2 separate regions of the Homo sapiens genome follow, and region 2 is linked to region 1. Evidence: chromatin contacts called from ENCODE Hi-C or POLR2A ChIA-PET data. All regions are on one chromosome and are shown on one strand. The core of a region is the stretch at or near the end of the contact, and the rest is flanking DNA. Distances in the headings are between cores, read along the strand shown.

What was found. A loop is a pair of places that touch in the nucleus more often than their neighbours do. ChIA-PET counts read pairs that join two places held with the same protein, here RNA polymerase II (POLR2A). Pooled maps may share reads with other maps.
Region 2: a map with no recorded cell type shows a loop between it and region 1 (10-fold over the local background). The contact joins two enhancer-like sites. A Hi-C loop is called at or near these places in 3 of 37 single-sample maps with no recorded cell type and 4 of 50 pooled maps. POLR2A ChIA-PET finds 5 or more read pairs at or near these places in 1 of 52 experiments (H1).

Annotation. Positions count from the first base shown.
Region 1 is chr3:167,690,042-167,692,987 of GRCh38, forward strand. The region is part of intron 6 of PDCD10 (programmed cell death 10); the gene reads right to left. Among named protein-coding and RNA genes, the nearest start is that of WDR49, 38 kb to the left of the region's middle. RefSeq lists a silencer at 1,496-1,635. Within about 2 kb of position 1,515, at least 5 of the 41 ENCODE cell types and tissues checked have a DNase peak (open chromatin) inside an H3K27ac peak, as active enhancers do.
Region 2 is chr3:167,771,745-167,774,652 of GRCh38, forward strand. All of the region lies in intron 1 of SERPINI1 (serpin family I member 1), which reads left to right. Among named protein-coding and RNA genes, the nearest start is that of SERPINI1, 37 kb to the left of the region's middle. Within about 2 kb of position 1,457, at least 2 of the 41 ENCODE cell types and tissues checked have a DNase peak (open chromatin) inside an H3K27ac peak, as active enhancers do.

The DNA.
Region 1 (2,946 bases), core at 265-2,764:
ATAAAGAACTGAGAAAAAACTTGAGGGTAAAATAAATATCGCATAACTAATGAATGCGGCTTGGTGCAGATGAATTCTGTGATAAGAGGCAGATAGTATGAGTAGAAGGAGAAGGAACTTAGCAATTTGCACCAACCTAATAGCGCAGCTTTGCGAAACATTACACTGAAAGGCAAAGGCTTCAGATGAAACGTAAACATACATCTTATCAAAAAACTGCAATAGAAAAGTAGAGTTTCTAATCATGCCACCCAAATTTGCATGATACGCATTTATGCAAATGCACTAATGAAAGGGAATCCCTGTGCTTTATGTTGAGTTTGGTTTAGACTGGAAAACTCTGAAAAAATCTATTCTGAACCCTTCATGAAAACTCCTAACTTAAAACAAATAAACCTTGCTGAATTTTAGCCTAAGAATATGCAAATGCAGATTACAAACAGTAAATAAATGCCTGGCTTTTTTATTTTGGTCTGTTAAATCACGAGTCTCCACTAGTTTTCCATTAGTTGAGATGTATTGGACTTCAAAAAAAATACAAATTAATTTTATAACATATTTGCATAGCTCAAATGTACTCAGGCACACACATTCATTGATCAAAAGGCCTTTTGAAATATTTGCTGGATCATTTTTCCTTATCAACTCCATTGAGAAAAGGGAGGAAAATCCTCATTTCACAATGTTATTATAGCATGTACTGTTGAATGTATGCTAGGTTCTGTGCTAGGCACTTCATGTACATCATTTCTTTCAATTCTCACAAGTCATTACCCTCATTTTCAGAGGCACAAACTAAAATGACAGAAGTTAAGCAACTTATATCCAAGGTTACATAGCTAAATGTTGGAACACAGATTCAAATCTAGGTCTGCTAATATATTCAAAATTGCCTGAATATTTATTAGCTGTCAGGATTCTTTTTTACTTGTACTTTGATACAATCTATAGCATCACCTATAGTACTTGGTGTAATATGTATATGACATATGCTTATTGAAAAATGTTGCTAAAATGAATAAAGGGGATAACTACCTTAGATATAAGAAAGTAAAATATTGGAGAAACGCCTGAAGAAGAAATCATTTTCTATTTTAGTGCAATTTTATCCACTAATTTGTCAATTAATAATGGTAAGAACATACATGAAAATGTACCAATATATGACAGTGATACAAATAATTATACTTTAGCCTATCTATGCTATTCATATGTGGTTGAATTTTAGTCTCAGAAATAACATACATATCAACAAACTTGCCAGGGCAAATTATCCCTCCTCAAATGGTTAGGAAGTAAATTTTCATTGCCACCATTACTCTTAATTCAATTGTGCTAAATTAGTACACTCTAGAAAACAGAACTGAAGTATTATTACTCCCTCATAAAGAAAACAACACCCTAAAGAAAGCCTCTGTCAATGACTATAGACAAGACTCTTAAGCTCAATTTCCTTATGACTAAAATGTGCTGCTAATAATGTGGTTTTCAAACCGCAGCTCCCTAGAGTCACAGACGGTTTAGCAGAGATGTCTCAGGGACTCTGTAGGGGGAAAGAGGATGTCAAAGTGACAGGATGAGAGCTCTGGGCCTACATTTCTATGCCAGTTTCAACCACAATACTGTTATCTCTCTCACGTACTGGCATTCTATGTTAAAATATCCTTTTTCACATTTCTTTCAAATGGCAGAAACTCTATTTTTCAATCTCCAGATTACATCAACATTGGAAGTCTGTGATTGGGAAACAGCAGTGAACACCTGGCATTAGATTGCCTGGGTTCAAATCCAGCTCTACCACTTAATAGGTAAGTTCTGTGGCCTTACCTAATTTTCTGTGCCTGCTTCAATTTCCTCACTTGTTACTGGGTTGTTGTGATAAGTAAATAAATGTAAAGTGATTAAAATAGTGCTTAGCATATAATAAGTCCTATATAAATGATTGTTATTAAGATGACATTGATTATATAAACCTACTTCGATGATCTGAAGCAAAATCTGCTGCAAATATTATTTTAAATGTCAAATCTTCATAGAAATGTGTCATGGCTCATCAACAAGTACACGATTATCAAAGCAAATGAAAACTTACCAAATTATTTCAAAACTTTAGAAATAAATAGTCTAAACAACTAAGTTTGGGATCACTGACAATTTATCCTTTTACAGGCCAAACATGTTTACTTTAACTATACAGGGCGAGTATCCCTTAAACAAAATGCTTGAGACCAGAAGTCTTTAGACCTGGGGATGAGGCCCAAGTATAAACATGAAATTCATTTATGTTTCATAAAGTGCATCCATATATGCATACATTTTGTGCATACAACAAAGTTTTGATTGTGTTTTGACTACAACCCATCCATCACATGAGGTCAGACGTGGAATTTTCCACTTATGGTGTCATGTCACGGTGCTCAAAAAGTTTTGGATTTTGGAGCATTTAGAATTTGATATTCAAATTAGGGATGCTCAACTTGTACCAGATTAAAAATAAAACTCCATGAACAGTTGATTATCTTCCTCCTTCACATATTAAAAGTAGAAAAGGAAGCTGGGGCTTTCCCATAGGAAAGGTAAAATACAAAACCCTTAGGCCAGGCGTGTTGGCTCACACCTGTAATCCCAGCACTTTGGGAGGCCAAGGCAGGCGGATCACAAGGTCAAGAGATCGAGACCATCCTGGCTAACACAGTGAAACCCCATCTCTACTAAAAATACAAAAAATTAGCCAGGCATGGTGGCGGGCGCCTGTAGTCCCAGCTACGCTGGAGGCTGAGGAAGGAGAGTGGCATGAACCCGGGAGGCAGAGTTTGCAGTGAGCCGAGATGGCGCCACTGCACTCCAGCCTGGGCGACAGAGCAAGACTCCGTCTCAAAAACAAAACAAACAAACAAAACAAACAAAAAAACCCTTAGTGTTTGTCCCTTGTGACACAGATTTTGG
Region 2 (2,908 bases), core at 207-2,706, 82 kb after region 1:
TTAAATGTCATCCACACTTAAGGAGTACCTTGCCAGCAAGTAAGACAGTTTAAAACTAGATGGACTGTGTGTGAGTGTGTGTGTGTGCGCGTGTGTGTGTGTGCGCGCACGCGCACGCACATGCACACATGGAATTTAGCAGAGTCGGTCTTTTACAGGGAATTCTTGCATTAAATTAACAGAAGTGAACCTGATGACCTCTAAATATCATCCAACATGGGCAGCATGGCATAGTGAAATAGTACGAGGCTTGAAGCCTTCAGATGAAGGTTCAGATCCCCTCTTCACTCCTTAATAAACTGTGTGAACATGTTATAGTATCTTCAACTTAATAGGTTTCAGTTTCTTAATCTACAAATGGGGTTGCTTCCATCTACCTATAGGCTTGTTATGAGCATTAGCAATAATTTATATTATGTCTGGAAGTTTGGTTCATTATACTGTTATTCCATCTCCACAGATCTATGAATGAATGATCCTTGGGGAGAAAATTGAGGTCAAAGATATATTTTATGGGAGGAACTTCTCCTTTCATTTTGAAACTTAGATATTTCTATCATATTCCTGAATGTTATTAACAATTCTCTAGATCTTTTACCTCCCATCCACTCACCTATGAAATTCTACAAGCAATACTAGAAGTGAGGAAATGTGACCGTACATCCCAACCTATTTGGGTAGCCCGCCTTGCACTTACCTCAAGTTGAGCTTTGCCTCTTACTGCTTTTCTTATTGGGATTTTAAAATTGTATATTCAAATATAGCTGTATAGATCTCTTATGGAGTAAAATCCATGATGCTCATGGCAACCCGATGTCCATCATGTAGTCATTCTCTGCAGGGCTAATTGTCTGTATTTTTAAAAAGTGAAGTCAAGAGAATTGTTTCATTTTATTCTAATTCATTTATGGACATGTCTTATCTCCATGACAGTCTCTGACACATACCTTGGAGTCATTAAAATATTCTCTGAAATTCAAGTGCAGTGGAGTGTACCTATAGTATCAGCTGCTCAGGAAGATGAGGCAGGAAAATTGCTTGAATAGCCATTGTATTCCAGCCTGGGCAGTATCTTGAGACTCTCTCTCTCTCTCTCTCTCTCTCTCTCTCTCTCTCTCTCTATATATATATATATATATATATATATATACACACACACACACACACACACACACACATGCATATATACATATACATATATACACATATATATGTATATGTGTGTATATATATGTATATATATATATTTCTCTGAAGTTTATCTGACACAACTAACTTTAACTTTTGGTAGTGCTTAAGACAAGAAGCAAATCAGAAGTTAAAAAACAAAAAGACTCCAACATATTTGCCTGCATTTCATCATGACTATTCTGAGAACTTTCAGTGGTTACCTAAGGAGAGGGACACATCCTAACTATACCAGGGCAGTGAATGCTATTGCTCACAATGTAAGATCCATTAATTACACTCCCCATTCTACCTGTCCAATGATGGGAAAAGCTTTAAGCTGCTATGTAAGCAGCTTGATAAGAGACAGTTTCCTGTTAGTGAGGACTGTTAAACTTGGATTTGATTCAGAAAAATAAATTAAATCCATTTCTCTCGAGATCTCCGAAAATAAGAGTGGTCGATTTACTATTTTAAGTGCCTTGTGAAGAACTACAATATTTCCCCTACTTTTTTTCACCTACACCAACATTAACATTGGCTGATTTCCTTGACACATCTTTCTACATAACTTCCTAAAGCTGTTACTATATTATAAATGTTGTCCTGAAAATTACAAGCAAATGTAACTAGAATACTTTGATAGAGCCTTTTTAAAATCTACTTATGTTTTAGTTGTTTGCCCACACTGCAATAAAAATTATAAGTTGTCTTTTCAGTCATTCACACTGATGAACAGGAACAGGAAACCAAAGTTTCTTTTAGAAATACCTCTATTACAATGTGTGTGGCAGGTTTATAAATAGAATTAACAGGCAGGTATTTTCAGATAGCTTTAGCACAGTGTTAGTCAATGTCAGGGAAATTTTTTTAAGTTTATGGGAGCTTTAAAAAACAAAACAGTAAAATTACTTTTGACACATTCTTTGTTACTTTGACTTTCACCACAGTCTATAGTCCTGAAAAAGACTGTTTATAAAGTAACGTACATAACTTAATTTCCCCAGGGTAAAATAAGTGTCAGCCACAAGTATTTTTGTGATTAAGAAAGAGCCACTTAACTTAGGTTGGTGTTCCATATCAGTTAGAGATTTCTTCTGTCAATTTCTAGCATTTCTACCACAAGTTTTTTTCTAAAAAAAAGAATTCTTAGAGGAAATAATAAAGATTTTTTTCCAGATATCTAAATTAGTATACATTTTTAAAAACATCATAATAACTCTATGAAATATAAAGTAGCAAAACAGCATATGAAAGTTCTCATCTTCAGCTTGGGACACAGCTAATGCTTAGTAAGTAGCAGATTGAGGCATATGAGGTTGCCAATATTTGACCACTTTGACTTATAAAAATGACAATTTCATGAGATTCAAGTTAATATTAGTATTCTTCCTTATTTGCATTGGTGTCAGAATCCCATTAGCCTAATTCATCTTACCAAAAGGGCCCTCAGATCTTGAGAAAATTATGGTTATTGGCCAAGATAAAAGTGTATCTGCATGGCTTCAGTAGCTACTGCAGCAAAGTGAACCTATACATTTCACCTCAAGAGAGTTTAGGGATGTTCTCAAACCTCATACCTGATCTTATAAAGCAGAGGTCCCCAATCCCTGGGCCATGGACCAGTACTGGTCAGTGACCTGTTAGGAACCAGGCCATACAGTAGGAGGTGAATGGTGGGCAAGCGAGAATTACCAACCCGAGCTCCACCTCCTGTCAGACCAGCAGCAGCATTAGATTC